Regions from separate parts of the Mus musculus genome. Here region 1 is linked to region 2. A link is a loop called in an ENCODE intact Hi-C map of the cell type or tissue named here. Cell type or tissue: heart. All regions are shown on one strand.

The links. Peaks named below come from ENCODE experiments on the same cell type or tissue, not always from the same donor. Only the 100,000 strongest peaks of a DNase experiment are listed, where the experiment ranks them.
Region 1: a loop joins it to region 2, with 7 times the contacts of the local background. A loop is called at or near these places in 5 of 42 quality-filtered maps.

The regions. Positions count from the first base shown.
Region 1 is chr3:137,337,522-137,345,521 of GRCm38, forward strand. It overlaps Emcn (endomucin), which reads left to right and starts at 3,557. Exons shown (of 12, transcript NM_001163522.1): 1 at 3,557-3,791. The coding sequence starts at 3,719. In heart, no CTCF peak of the experiment used is centred here; DNase peaks (open chromatin) are centred at 3,620 and 6,130; H3K4me3 peaks cover 1,653 bases; H3K27ac peaks cover 1,074 bases.
Region 2 is chr3:137,147,424-137,155,423 of GRCm38, forward strand. No RefSeq gene overlaps it. Among named protein-coding and RNA genes, the nearest start is that of Gm26107, 84 kb to the left of the region's middle. In heart, no CTCF peak of the experiment used is centred here; DNase peaks (open chromatin) are centred at 3,188 and 5,988.

The DNA of each region.
Region 1 (8,000 bases), 190 kb after region 2:
TCTAGAGTGATTTGTGAGCAAAACAAATACAAACACACTTTCTTCTCTCAGGATGGAAGAATTTTGTTCATGTCACCTGTTTTCTTTTATCAAACTATTCTTAAAACACATACTACAAAATGATTTAAACCTTCAAGCTGTTAAGAACACCAAATATTTGGTAATGCCTGTGTAAATGTATGTCCTAAGTATTAAATTTTAAAAGTATTTACTCAAACAAAAATTGAAGGGCAGGGGACATTCTCTTGTGGTTTAAAGACAGAAATCAGATGTGTTAGTTCCAGAAACACATTTAAAATCTCTCATATTATCATTTGTTTATGTACATGTGCACATGTGTAGAAGTCATTGGAAAATTTGTAGGAGTCCATTATCTCTTTCACCATGTCTGTCCCGGAGACAGAACACAGGTCATTGCCCTTGGCCACAAACACCTCCACCCACCAAGTTGTCTTAATGGCTTCAGAAAAACTTTTGAAAAGAAAAATAAATGAATATAAGATTCAAGCCACACTTTATGTTTTCTAAGAGCTTTAATGCAGAGTGTCAAGGCACCCCCAACCCAGGAAGGCTTTGCCTCATTGGCCTCTCTCTTCTGGATCCTTGCAGTTTTGATTAAGCTTCAGTCTCACTTACTAAAGTAAAGCTGGCTGACTTTACTAAATTGATTTGCTTGTGGGTGTTGTTGTTGTTTGGGTTGGTTGGTTGATTTTTGGGTGTCTTGTTTTGTTATTTTTGTGGCCTCAGGATTTTTGTGTTTATTTGTCTGTTCCTTTCTTTTCCAGCATGTGGTCCTCTGTCTTCTAAACAGCTTGCGTACAGGGTGGTGTGATAGCTCAGTGGATAAAGTGTTGTTTGCAAAAGCATGAGGACCCATGTTTTGAGACAGCTGTGGCCATGTGTGTGTACACCTGGTGCTTGGGATTGAAGACAGACAAATCCAGAAGTTCGTCGAAGAAGAAGAGACATCAACCTCTGATTTTTCCACTTTCTCCTCACATCTACATGAGTGACCACACCCATACCCATTGGTTCATACACATACATGTAGCCCAGGTGCATGTGTGCTCGTGCACGCACACACACACACACAATGAAAATCAAGTCACAAAACATGTAAAAGTAACTTGACCATTTATCAGGAGTAAGTCCTCCTGGAGTGCATGTCTGGTGCCCTTAATGAAAACCATGGCAATCATGCTGAGAGTCTCAAACATTAATACTCAAATTCCCCCTGCACCCCTCCCCCACGAAGAACAACAGCAAGTGGGAAGTGAGACACCATGTTTCACCCTGTTCTCACAGGGCCACATCCCACTCTGTTCCCGGAAAATGCCTGGGTCATCTAACCACATGATCTGCCATCCTTGTACCCTCTGGGCTGTGCCTACTGAAAGGGACACCCAATGGCATTCTGATTTGTGAAAAATCAATCTTACTTATATATACAAGATTAAAATTAAAAACTGAGCTCTTGGGAGACTAGATAGTGGTCAGGATAAAACCAGCAATGTTTTTAAGTGGTCTGAGCCAACGATCTGTTCTCACCACACTTCTATGGAGGAGTCCTTCCCTGAGTGATGTCTCAAGGAAACAGATGGTCTCCTTAGAAATGGGTGAAGGTCTAATTTTATGGTTTAGTGTGTAAGAATCCATTAGCATCCTCCTCTAGTAAGCCTGTACCTAAACGTATATGAAAGATTAATTGGTTGGGATGTGAAATCTGTGACTGCGGAATTCAGGAATCTTCTGACTCCATTCTTCACACAAGCACTGTGTTCAGGGGTCGGGCTGTGCAACCATCCTGTATAAAGCAGTCATCACTAAGAGCAAAGAGGCTACTGGTTGGTGTTTGGTCCTACAGAACACACAGTTCGGAACATCACCAATGCCCTATGACAGCTGATGCCACCTAGGCCATCCCAGGCAGATTCCTTATACCTATAATATAGTGATTTTTTTTCTTATGCCTCATAAAAATCTAATAAAAACCAGGAATATCGGGTGGGGATATAACTTGGTGGTGGTACACTTTTCTGACATGAATTCAGTCTGCAGCAACAAAAGGGAAGGGTGGCCTCAGAACCAGAAGTGAGCAGGAGCTTGTCTTAAATCTGTGTTTACTTCTGTTAGAAATGTCTTACTCTGTAGACCAGGCTGGCCTCGAACTCAGAAATCCACCTGCCTCTGCCTCCCAAGTGCTGGGATTAAAGCATGAGCCATCACTGGCCGGCTAACATTTACACAATGGAGTACTACTCAGCTATTAAAAAGAATGAATTTATGAAATTCCTAGGCAAATGGATGGACATGGAGGGCATCATCCTGAGTGAGGTAACACAATCACAAAAGAACTCACATGATATGTACTCACTGATAAGTGGATATTAGCCCAGACACTTAGAATACCCAAGGTACAAGATACAATTTGCAAAACACATGAAAATCAAGAAGAACGAAAACCAAAGTGTGGACACTTTGCCCCTTCTTAGAATTGAGATCAAAACACCGGTGGTGGAAGAAGTTACTGAGACAAAGTTTGGAGCTGAGACGAAAGGATGGACCATCTAGAGACTACCATACCCGGGGATCCATCCTATAATCAGCCTCCAAACATTGACACCATTGCACACACTAGCAAGATTTTGCTGAAAGGACCCTAATATAGCTGTCTCTTGTGAGGCTATGCCGGGGGCCTAGCAAACACAGAAATGGATGCTCACAGTCAGCTATTGGATGGATCACAGGGCCCCCAATGGAGGAGCTAGAGAAAGTATCCAAGGAGCTAAAGGGAACTGCAACTCTATAGGTGGAACAACAATATGAACTAACCAGTGCCCCCCGGAGCTCGTGTCTCTAGCTGCATATGAATCAGAAGATGGTCTAGTCAGCCATCAGTGGAAAGAGAGGCCCATTGGTCGTGCAAACTTTATATGCCTCAGTACAGGGGAATGCCAGGGCCAAGAAGTGGGAGGGGGAGGGGGAGAGGAGTGGGGGGGTATGGGGGACTTTTGGAATAGCAGTGGAAATGTAAATGAAGAAAATATCTAATAAAAATATTTAAAAAGAAAGAAAGAAATGTCTTGAAAACCTCTCTGGGCAGTAATAAGAGGCCAGCTTACTTCCTCAAGAGCAGAACGTGATCCAGTTCATACTTGTATTTGCCTCTAGAAGGTGGTCTTCACTGACTTGGCTTATGAGTTGAGAAGAGAGAAGAAATGCAATTCCTTGTGGATTTTGTACTCAAATCCAGACCTTGGGAAGTCACAGCCTTTTCAGCCGACCTGGGGGGCTACTTGGTGAGGTCTCTTTACAGCTTCTCTAAAATGCACTTTCAAAACAAAAGTTAGAAAGCTCTCTGGCCCTTTCTCAAGAAGGGTCTCTTCCTGTTCAAATCCCATCCTGACCTTTTTGTTGAAGAAGAGTAAAATAATGCAGTAACAAAAACACAAGTGGCTGCCAAAGGAAGAGAGAGGAAAAAAAAAGAAGTTCCTGTAAGGGGCTGAAACAATAAATCTCCTCTCTGCTGACCTCCCAAAGGGAGTGCGTGTATTTCCTCTAGTTCTTTATCAGAATCCCCAAAATAAGTAGGAATGGGCAGCGTCTGCTCACAGTCAGTACACCTTTCCCATTTGCTAATACGGCCTGGCCAGGCTGAGAGGAATCCTTCCCTGCCTTACCCTGGACAGTGAAGCCACTGAGACCATCGGTAGGCACCATGCGGCTGCTTCAAGCGACTGTTCTTTTCTTCCTTTTGTCCAACAGTCTCTGCCACAGTGAGGACGGCAAAGGTACGGTCCTCTTATCTTTTCTGATGGTGTGGGTGAGCTGCTAGGCTCAGTTGATCCTCGGGGGCTTCTCTGATGAGTTGCTGCTTGATTGGCTGAACAGGGTACACAGAGTTAAGTTTGAAAGAGGCGGAGGAGGCAGTGCCACAAGTAGAGAGTTCGTTTCCACTGAAGGGAAATGTTTGCTGGTGTGAGGGCCTGAAAGTGTGTTAAATGGATTCGGAGAACGTCTCAGGAAATGTGTTAACTTTTTAGGGACTAAAAATAGAATTTTGACTTAAAATGTGCTAGTTTAAAACAACGACAAACAAACAAAATTATGGTCTTTTCCGTCATCGGCCCAGAATAATAGTGGATGGGGTAAGAGTGAAAGTCCATCACTGGAAACAGTGCTACCAAAGTCTCCAACAGTACAGCTCTCTTTCAGCTCTGGTAGGTAAAACTCCGTGCAGAAGTGAATGGTGATTCACCATTAGGCGAACACTAGCATCTTAGGGGACTGGGTAAGTGGCCATTGAAATGTATCTACTTTTGTTACAGAAATATATGCACACACAAACATAATTACATAATATTTTGTGTAACTTTCAGAACAAGCCAAACCCACCACCTATGCAGGTAAAACAAACAAACAAACAAACAAACAAACAAACAGATGCATGTTACCCTGAGTTAATGGGCAGTTGAGACAATGTTCACTTTTATTTCTAACTATTCTTAAGTAATACGAAATAAACCACAGTTAAATGTAATAGCTTATTAGGGTCCTGTGCTGGGTAAGGAGAAGAACATAAAAATGAATAAGGTGATTTCCTTGCCCACAGTGGTAAATGTACTATTGAGAGAAAGACGTGAGTGATTCTAGTATTAGACAGATTTAATAAGTATGAAAGCTAAAATGCACGCTACCCAAAGAAGCATTTGGGAAAGATTTGCTCTGACTCTAGGGGACGGGCGGCGTGCACTGTGAGAGGGTATGTGTTTGTGTGTGTGTGTGTGTGTGGGGGGGGGGGGAAGTAATCCAGAAAACTCAGTTCTAATTTTATTTGCCTGTCTCTTTTTCCAAAATTTACTGCCTAAAAGATTTTAATTTATAAAAACAATCAAACGTAGAAAATAATAAAAATCACTGGTCCAACTTGAGTTTACATTTTGCCAGTAATTTTTAAAAATACTGTTATAAACTGAGGATAAGTCTGAAGCATCATACAGTCTCCTATCCTGCATTTCTCCAGAAAGTTATAAGAGAGACTGAGAACTTGGGGTTTTACAAAAGTGCCCATGAGACTGACGACCTGCTTCTAAGTTACTCTTCAGTATGTCTTAGAACAGTTGAAAATGTCAACTCTACGACTTACTGCTCAAAATCGTGTGCCTCGTTAATATCAACTCTGAGAGCCCAAGCTGAGGCTCTTCACCATTGGGATCTACACACCTTAGACTGTGCAGCAGGCTGCCAGCACTTTTTAAATGCTGACTGGACTGCACATCCTGCAAACAAAGAGGAAGAGGGCCAGGGGACTTGTCTCCCTCCTGGGACTGTAAGAAAGAAGCTACCAAGGAGGACTACACAGAATGGCCCACAGATGTTTTCTTTTCTTTTCTTTTTTTTTGGGGGGGGGGGTTGTTTTTTTCAAGACAGGGTTTCTCTGTATAGCCCTGGCTGTCCTGGAACTCACTTTGTAGACCAGGCTGGCCTCCAACTCAGAAATCCGCCTGCCTCTGCCTCCCAAGTGCTGGGATTAAAAGCGTGGGCCACCACCGCCCAACCACAGGGCCCACAGGTGTTTTCTACTGGATCATTTAGGGAAAACACCAGCCTCCTCTAGCTCACTGGTCAAGGGTCCACTCTTGCTTTAAGAGTGGCAGCTTTCTAATGAGTTGTTAGCCCGTGCTGGAAAATTTCTCACTTGGGCAGTGAAAATATTTAAACAATATTTCCTTCACATCTGCCAACAAGCCTGCTTGATAACTTGAAGCCTGTATCTGGTGTGGGGGAAAAAGGGAGGGAGGGAGGGAGAGAGGGAGGGAGGGAGGGAGGGAGGAGGAAGGAGGAGGAGGAGGAAGGAGGCTGGGAGGAAGAGGCAGGAGAAGGTATGAATGGGGGAGAAAGAGGGAGATGGAGGGAAGGAGGGAGAGAGAGAGACAGAGAGAGAGAGAGAGAGAGAGAGAGAGAGAGAGAGGGAGAGAGAGAGAGAGAGAGAGAGAGAGAGAGAGAGAGAGAGAGAGAGAGAGAGAGAGGCTGATCGTAGAAAAGGAAGTTGGGCCTGAGCACCACCGATTGACCCTTGAGAGTGGCCTGGGTGGGACAGAGAGACTTTCCTGTCCACATGGAAGACTTTGATGCACCTGGCTTTGCCAGTGGATGTTTCCTTCGCAGATTGGGCACAGGAAATGAAGCATTTCCTAAGTTCACCTAGTCAGTTCTTTCCTTAACTCCCTGTTCGAGGAGGACATTGAGTTCAGAGCTTCATGGGCCCCTCACGGTTAGGATGATAAACAAATTTATCTGCAGAGTCAATTACTGGGGTTTGGGAGGGAGAGATTTTCGCTCTAAAATTCAGACTGTCAAGTAAGTACATGCTTTTTTTTTTTTTTTTTATCTGAAATTGACTTCTAAATATGATTTTTTTTTCCTGAGAAATTGAGTACTTCCCCTTCCGGTGTTTTTGTCAATCTCGGGTTTAAACATGATCTAGGCAACGAGACTGTTGTTGAAATCCAGAGACTATCTGCATGACAGCAAGAAGTTTTTGTTGTTAGGATGCTGTTCTAAGACTTTGCAGTGTTCAGCTTGGAGAGCTGCCCTATAGAACTGTGTCGCAGAGGTTCCTGAAGGGGACTGCTACTCTTCCTGAGGTCTTCTAAGTTGTACTTAAAACTGAACAGTCACTCCAATGGTTTGTAAGTCTAGAGGGGTGAGGTTTCTGAGTCTGAGACTCAGAGATGCTAAATGAAGATTCCAAGAAAATGGACAACTAGGACACACACACACACACACACACACACACACACCACACATACACACACACACACACACACACACACACACACACACACCACACACACACCACACACACACACCACACACACACACACACACACACACACACACCACACACACACACACACACACACACACAGACACATGTTTCCCTCTAACATTTTCTTTTTAATAGGATAGGTAGAAACAGGACACTAAATAATAATATCAGAAAGATTTAATTGCTACGAGGAATTCATTTGTAGTGACAATACTCAATTTTATAAAACAAAAAATTGATTGAACACACTATAAGAAGACACCGTGCTACATCCAGTGACTTTATGGAAACTAATAGGAGCCATTCCCCAGGTTAGATAGAGTGAGAAGAGACAGAAGCAGGTAACATGAATTCTGCTGTGTTATAAATCTTAAGGAATAAGTAAAGAGCAGTATAAAAAATTCACTAGTTGCTTAATCTGGTATGTTGGGAAAATAAGAATGTGACAAACATTACAACTTGAAATCAGGAGGTTCAAGGTGAATATAGAATGTTTCAAAATAGGGGCATTGTAAAAACATCAGTGTATTCTAGTCTAGAAATAGAAGGTAGCCATATTTTGAACATGGCTGCCTACTAGAAAGCAGAGTGCAAAGAATAGTATCAGGAGATGTTAAATGGCAACATGAGAAAAAGAGATGACTATCCCTGGAGGTAGCTCAAGATGAGGCAGATTCCAAACTTGTATAAAGCTCTGGGTTCAAGTCCCACGCTTCCAAATAAATAGGAAAGAAATATTGACTCTTATAGTTGACAATTAAGACCTGTAGCAGTTGCTTGAGATGGGGTTTTATCATCCTAGTTATAAACCAGGAGGATCAATATGTCAGCAGAATATTGATTAAACTATTGGGGTCAGGAGAGATAAAAGACCAAGAAGCCAATTTACAAGTCACTAAGTCTGAAAGTCTACCATTGAGTTGTAAAAATGGGTCTAGGGAAGGCTGCACAGATGTAGAGTACATGTAATTCATTGTATCCTCTTTTTACTGCTGATGAGAGACAATCTAAGACAGGGTTGTGTGAATGCTAGAATTGGGCAAATGGTTTCAGAGCAGAGACCAGGAAAGATCCAAAGAGATTGTTTAGGAAAAATACTGGTGCTACGACAGCAAGCTTCAATCCTGGGGAGGCATGTGGCTGGGATGTGCCAGGAGCTGGAGATACT
Region 2 (8,000 bases):
GTTGACCACTTTGCTTCATAGTAGAGATACACAGATGCCAGGGCATATGAAAGGTGAGACGTGACATGTGATGTATTGTCTATAGTTCAGCTTCCAGCTTCATCTCTGGCTTCTCACTCCCTTCCTTCTGAGTGTAGAATGGCAAAGCCTTTGGCCAGAACTACGTGCTGCAAGGGGAAGCCTTGTCCCGACAATGGCCTTACAAGCACGCTCTAAAGATTAACCTGACATCTGTCTCCTGCTGTATGCTTTCATTAACATTAATTAATTCACTCCTTTTTGAGATTTCAATTTGCCTAGATGATCCATTATAAATTAGAAAATAATGTGCTCAGGTTATAATTTAAAACGTTCTCAGCTGATAGTTAATGAACTTGATTCAGGAAGGGTAAACTGAAAGAATGAATTTTTAATGCTAATTTAAAGGACATTAGTTGCTATGGACAGAATGATTTCATTGCCACTGTTTGAAGCAGGGAAATTAGGCTGCAGCTGCAGTGGCTCCCATAGGTAACTAGCAACATCTGTACTTGCGAAGGGGTTAAAATTTGTCTGGACAGCAAAGAGACGCAGAGATGCTTTTCTAAGACAAAGATACGTACATGGTTGGGAAACCTGGATACTCTTATCTTGTAAAGTTGTTCCTCCTAGTTCTCCTTGGGAACACAATGAAGCAAAGTCATATTCTAAGGCCAGATATGATCACTTGGGTCGCTTCCCTCACAAACAAGAGGCAAGACACTAGCCCTGCCTCCTTACCTCTGGCTGTTGTGAGCATTGTTTTCATTAAGTGCCAATCACTGTCTTATACTGAATTTGACCATGGGCCAGTGAGTATATAGATAACACAATTTGAACTTGTTTATTATTATTATTACTATTACTATTTTAGTTTTAATTTTTTATTTTTTGGGTGGGGGGATATGGAGAGACTGGGAAATGAGTGTGATCAGGGTGAAATTCCCAAAGAATCAATAAAAATATTATGTTGAAAAAAATTCCAACTCAAAGTTCTAATAAGAGTCAGTTCTAAGTTTTCTAGTCTGAAAGTCCCCATTTGTAAGACTGCAAATAGTCACAGTGTCTTTAGGACATAAACTTAAGATGGTAAAAGTGGTGAGTGCTAGATTCCAGACTGGAACACAGAATATCTACTGAAGGCAGATAGACTTCAGAGTACACTCATAACTAGACATTGATTCTAACTCAGGAGATCATGAACAGTTAAAGATGGGCTTTCAGTTAACATTACCTGATCCATTAACAGCATTCAGAGATCATCATCTCAGATACATACCATCAGTGCTGGGGTCTGCTGAACCCAGACAGTGTACAGGCAGGATGAAGAGCCTTTGTTCAGTGCCTATGTTTTCTCACAGGCGGTCTGCTGCGTGTATCTAACACTGCCAAGTGATTGGGGGGTAGGAGGGAACACAAAGACATAGTTTCAATAAGAACATTTCCTTTTATCCAATCATTCACATACTTTAAAAAACTTACCAGTAAGAACTAGTCTGGGTACTGGACAGACAAGACTGGTCAAGACACCATGCACACTCACCAGGAAGCCTGAAGGAAGAACAAGAAATTTAATAATGAGCTGAAAAGACAATCTGTACCCTAAAGAAATAGTTTAATATTGTTATTATTATTATTATTATCATTATTATTATTATTAGAAAGAAAAGTTTCAGGGGCTGTGACGTTTGAACTGAAGTGTGGAAAATTAGGACAGGGTGGGGTGGCGTGTCAAATTCTCCAGCCTGGTCATGTTTGACATTTTGCACTTGGGTCATTTTTTACTATAGAGAACCAGACTGCCTCCCCCAACCCCAACCCTGGAGATATTTAACATCAGCCTTGTCTCAATGCAGTATATCACTACTTTCCCCAGGCTATCACAGTTACAAACATCTTGAGATGTGCCAAATGTATCTTAAGGGATCAAAGTAGCCCCAAGCTAAGTACTGCTTGGCTTCACAGGAAAGTGGTGAGCGCTGAAGAAAAGAAGAGGGAGGGAGAGAATCACATAGAAGAGGGCCCGCTGGGGGCTGGGTGATGGCTCAGTAGGTAACATATTCACAACACAAGGGGATTACCTAAGTTTGTAGTCACAGTAGCTGTTGAAAGCTGTGCATGGCCATGAACACCTATCACCCCAGAGCTGGGGAGGCAGAGAAAGGACAATCATGGGCTTAACTGACCACCCAGTGCAGCCAATCATGGAACTCCATATTCAGTGATAAACCCTGTCTCAGAGGTATGTAAATAAGTAAATAAACAAACAGACAGGGTAGAGAAAGACACCTGACCTTTTGCCTACACACGCGCGCGCGCACACACACACACACACACACACACACACACACATCCTCTATACAGTCCTGGCTGGCCTAGAACTTAGAACTTGTGATTCTCTTGTCTCTCTCTGTTTTAAGTGCTAGGATTACAGCCATGAACTACCACAGCAGATTCATTGTCGACTCACTTTTATGACTAAATATCCATAGGAGATTTTGAATTGTTATGTTGCTGCCTTCAGTCACCATTCAGAAGCATGGACAGTAGTATTTTTTCTTCCTGTGAAACACAATAACCCAGATTGCTAGACATATCTTAAAAGTGGCTGGTAAGTTCTAATAATGTCATGAACACTTACCTACTGAATAACACCAGATAATGTTCTATCCTTCAAGACTTGTCTGCATAAGAAATGTTTGGGTCATAATGTATAGGGTTTTTACAACTGTATTACTGTCTATATTTGGAAGAGCTAAGTCATAATTTTGACTTTCAGTTAATTGAGATTTTTATACACACAGCATCATAACCCTTTAATAACTGACAAACTCAGAATGCAGATAATATTTTTGGCAATCCAGAATTCTTCTCAATAAAGTGCAAGAAAGCAAATGGTATTCTTCAAGTAGGGAATACTATTTGGCTCAAGACTGTGTACATACACATTTCATCTGAGCTCACATCTTTCCGCCTCTCTTCAGACAGGAAACCACTTAGGATCCTTTTTAAAGGACCTCTGAGTGTCGATGGGTCAAGAGAGCCAGTGATGTAAAAAAAAAGAGACAAGGGCTGAGGGACGGCTGTGCTCCAAAGGCCTGGGAAGAAAGCTTATCGTGTTGCCCGCTCTGGCTATGACACATCCCAACTCCTGGGAGGAAATCAAGAGCGGAAACTGGGCAACCATGGAGATGAGTCACGAGCAAGGAGACTGTGAGCGTTATGAAGCCGACAGCTGCAGAACAATGGAAGCTGCGAGGCTATTTTTGTTTGGCTTCAACAATTAATTGAACCTGGTGGAGCTGACAGTGTGCCTTCTCTCGATCTTCCCTTACTAAAAGTGGAACGTTTCCATGCCAAAAACTAGCATCTCCTTCCTGTTGGAGATTGATTAAAACGCCACTGTGCTCTTTCATGTGTTTACCTCTAGAAGGAGCTTATTACAAGACAAAAAGTATCCAAACGTTGAAAAAAAGAAACGGCCATTGTGTTACTGGGTTTCTAAGGCTGAACTGAGAACTCAGATATAGGTGGACCTCTCTCCTACCAGTAAGTATGGCAAAGAATAGCCAGAGGCCTTCAGAAGCAGATGGCTTGCATAGTTACAGTTATGGATTTCTTTTTCTTTTTCTTTTTTTTTTTTTAATTTTCAATTACATTTCCACGGGGGGGGGGGGGGAGGAATAAGAATTCAGTCAAGAAAAATGTAGCTATCCCTAAAAATTTCTCACTGTTCACCAAAGTGCCCCAAGTCGAGACAGGTATAAATTTAACATTACCATATCAGAAAACAAAATTTGAGGCAGAATTCGGAAACTTGTGTGAAAATGATTGTCAATGTACTGATCCTAGGATATCATGAGCATTTGTTAATATCTTCCCAATCAACATTGCTTCTTTGGAGCCTATGATTATCCGACCATAAAGAGGTTGAATAGTTTTCCTACGTTAGAAACATCCCTTAGGTTGTAGAATGGAGAGCAGATATGGAGAGAGTAGGAGATGAATGGGATTGGGGTAGATAATGTAAAATTCACTACTACTACTACTACTACTACTACTACTACTACAAATGAAATATCACTTTGGCTGGAAGTTCCAAGATCTGAAAGGAGGTTTTAACCCAAGTGGCCGCATGAATCATAAAGTGGTCACAGGATTGGCTTCAATGAGCAATGACTAACAATTCTGGGAGCAATGTGGGTCTAATCAGATACCTCATCTTAAAGGAGCTGGGTCAGAATTCCAGAAGGGCAGAGACAACTGGGAATGTCTCCAGGACTTGAGCAGGCTTCATGGCATGTTAATGGGAGAAAAAGATGAACCATTTAAAGTAAGTGTTAATACAATTAAATTACTGGAGGTAGAGGAGTCTGCAGGGAAAAACCAAACTGGAGAGGAAATAGGGAGGAAAAATCACCACAAATTCCTCTCACTCTTGCACATCCTCAGAGGCAGCTCTAGCTTCTCATCTCCAAAGTGTGATTACATTGTTCTAGTCTTTTTCCCCCCAAATGCACCCATGTAAACACAAAAATCAAGATGTTCTTGATGGCCACAAGCTGCTGTGGGACCTCAGTGTTCATTCTATTTCTTCCTAATGAAGTCTTTTTCCTCTTCTTCTTCAGGGCATAAAATATTGTATCTGTTAAATACGACCTGATGTTGTAGGACATGATTTATGCAGTTTCTTCCATCATTACCTTTGAGTAAAACATCAAAAAAGTATTTTAAAGGAGCCTTGGCAATGTTGTGCAAGGGTTTGCCTATATGCATGAAGCCCGAGATTTGATTCTCAGCATCACATGGATACTGAGACAGAGGTCAGTCTGGACTATGTGAGACCCTGTAGCAACAAGAAAACAGATGTCAACCAACCAAACAGAAAAAAAAATTGAAATTAATTAGAAACTCATTTCTGTGAAAGGTCACATGCTGCCAAGCCTGACTTAGCATCCTCTATCCTATATATGCCCTGGATTGAGCACCATTCTACAATTTGGCTCTTTTGTTGCTATTTTCTTTCTTGTTTAATTTTCTTTTCTCAATATAAAATAAAATTTTATGGACAGGAATTTAGTTCTTCTCCCCAAGAAGAACTTCTTCCCAAGGTACAATTACTGTATATATTGATTTAAGATATCTTTTAAAGTTTACCCTTGCATTTTCTGTACAATGATGTCTTGGAATTACCTCTGCATTATAATGCTTACTTTTCTGAATATGGATTTTAAGCCTCCTTTAATATTTCAGAATCACATGTGAGAAACACAGCCTTATTCTTCACCTGGAACATTTCAATATATTTAGCTTTTATTTGGTGCTATGATCATTGGAAGATGGCATCACCTTCTGAGACCATCATTTATATAGTCAAAGGACAAAATTGCTTGGAAGATTGTCACCTCTGGCTGATGTGCACAGTGTTCTTCTCAGTGGTTTGTTTCTGAAAGACAATGTATGTGTTGAGCAAGAGTGTGTGCATATGAACAGGTACACATGTGTGGGAGAGCATGCAGAGAATAAGAGGCATTCGAAAACAGTTATTTAAGTTACATTAAGCCATGATACCCTATATTTTTAAGTGTGCTTAAAAAGTGACTTGCAGGCTCACAATGATATAGTTCATGTTTTAGCTATTCCAATAAAGCCCAGATGAGCTTACACTGCTAACAACTTCTTCCTCCTGTTCCCAACCCTGTGTTCTCACTTCTCGGATTACTTACATAATTGTCGATCATGTATGTCCTTTCAATTTTATAACCAGTTTTTAGTAAAGTCCTACCAGCCAGCCTTTGGTTACCATTTTGCACCACATTTTCTTTTCTCGGTTTCTCCACCTCTTGCTTTGACTCTTAAGGCTGGTGTGAATTTTAGTTCTGATTCCTGCAGCTCTGTCCCTACTGTGTACTGTGCTGAGCAGTCTGACCAGACACGGAAAGCATTGCTCACACATGCAGGCCATGGCGTTCTATGTCACAAGTGTTTCCTCATTGTCTTCTTGGAGGAAATGGGTGTGGGAGTCCAACATCAACTTCGTTTGCTTTCATCTGAAATGACCTTGACATTGCTTACTGGTCTCAAAGATAATTCGTCTTTAAGAGGAAGTGGTGCCCTCTTCCTCGGGCCAGGCTTTCTTCCCCTTGTATGTATTATATAATTACCAGAGAATTCACATTTTTATTTTTTGATTTTTGAAAAGAGGGTGGTCTCGTACTCCCAGTTTAGCTGAGGATGGCCATGATCCTCCTGCCTCTCTCCCCTGAGCACTAGAATGACAAGTCCAACATTTGAAAAGACCAATTCCTTTCACTCTTTTAGTGTGCTTTGATTGTCATGCTATTGGGGCATAAACAAGGCCCCACCCACCAGCTGCAGCGCCAGCTCCTCAATGTGCATTTTACTGTTACCAGCGTCCTTTTGGTCCTCTCCTTAAGACTTGCTTCTTAAATATTTTATTTCCTTCTGCTGTTTCACTGGATTCCAGCAGTTTCATCTTTACTGCCAGACGCCTTGCTATCACTGTCTCCCATCCAGTTGTGTCACCACAGGTTCATTTACAACTGTGATCATTTCAAATTGTCATGGTGAAATGTATGGCAAATTTTATCATTTCTGGCAATTATTTTTTTCCTGGAGACTTTTCTCAGAAAGTGATTTTCTTTTCTATTCTGTGTTTGTTTATTTTTTTTTGTACTGTTGAAAGGGTTGGATAGGTGTACGAGTGTTGCTATTAAAAAGCTCTGTAGAGTAGGTAGTTTAAAACTACAGAAATGTATTTATGTTCACATTTCTATGAGAAACAAAACAAAAGCAAACAAACCACCACGACCAACAACAAAGAATACCAGGCCCTTGCTTCCCATGGAGCCTATATGGAACTCTCCTCTGGGCGGCCAGCTTCTAGTTTCTTCAGAATTCCCAGGCTCCGTTCACAGTCCTCATGTGCATGTAGTTCACTTCAGCCTCTGCCAGTCTCCTTTCAGGCCTCTGACTCCTCAGCAGGACCCAGGTCGCACTGGACTGTCACTTGCTTGCTGCCCCCACAGAAGCACATCACAAAAACTTACTTGTAACCACTGTGGCTCCAAATGAACTCACATTTTGAAATACTGCCGGTGACACTCCTTTGTAAATAGGGGGCACACATATCCACAGTGGGGCTAGACTATTGCTTGGTTCACCATTCAAATTCTATTGTTTCCTTGGAAACAGCGTACTTGCAAATGAGAACGCAAGGCTTTTCTGTAGATTCGAAGTTCCCAGGGCTGGAAACAAGGACATATATATTTACAGAAAGAATCAAAGGACCTTTGCACTTTAGACTACACAGAAGAAATAGAGACTCTGGTACATGAACTATCTGCTGCAAGGATGCTGGGAAGTTAAGAGCCTTTTGGTGTCAAATGCTCACAGATGACTGTTATCATCGTAGCTTAAGCACTTTGGACACAAGACTACTATGTGGTGCTTTACAGTTACTATAGTAACAATGGGATATTTACTATCTTTCAGATGAAAATGTAACAATATCACAGTAGTGAGTAATGAATTCATCAGTAAATCACACTTTTATAAAGGAGCCAGGAACATATGATTCCAGATGTAAGTGAAACTCAAATTTATACCTACCACATACATGTGATGACCACTGGTCCAGGTAAAGCACAGTACATCTCATCAGATTTTGAACATTTATAAAAGCTGTATTATTCCCCGTTGGTATCTGTACAGAAAGGCTTGGTTTATCGGGATGGGTGCTGTATAAGCTCATATACTGCGCTGCTTCTGTGATCAAAAGACCTCAGTGTAGAATGTGTGACAGATTATTAGGTCAACTCTATCTTGGTTTACTTTAGGCTGACAGTTTCCTTTGCAGTCATCCATGCTTTCAAATATGATGGTGCATAAAATAAACACCCTGTTTTATAAACTGAGATTAATTCAACTGTTTTGAATTTTAAATATCCCACCATATATTC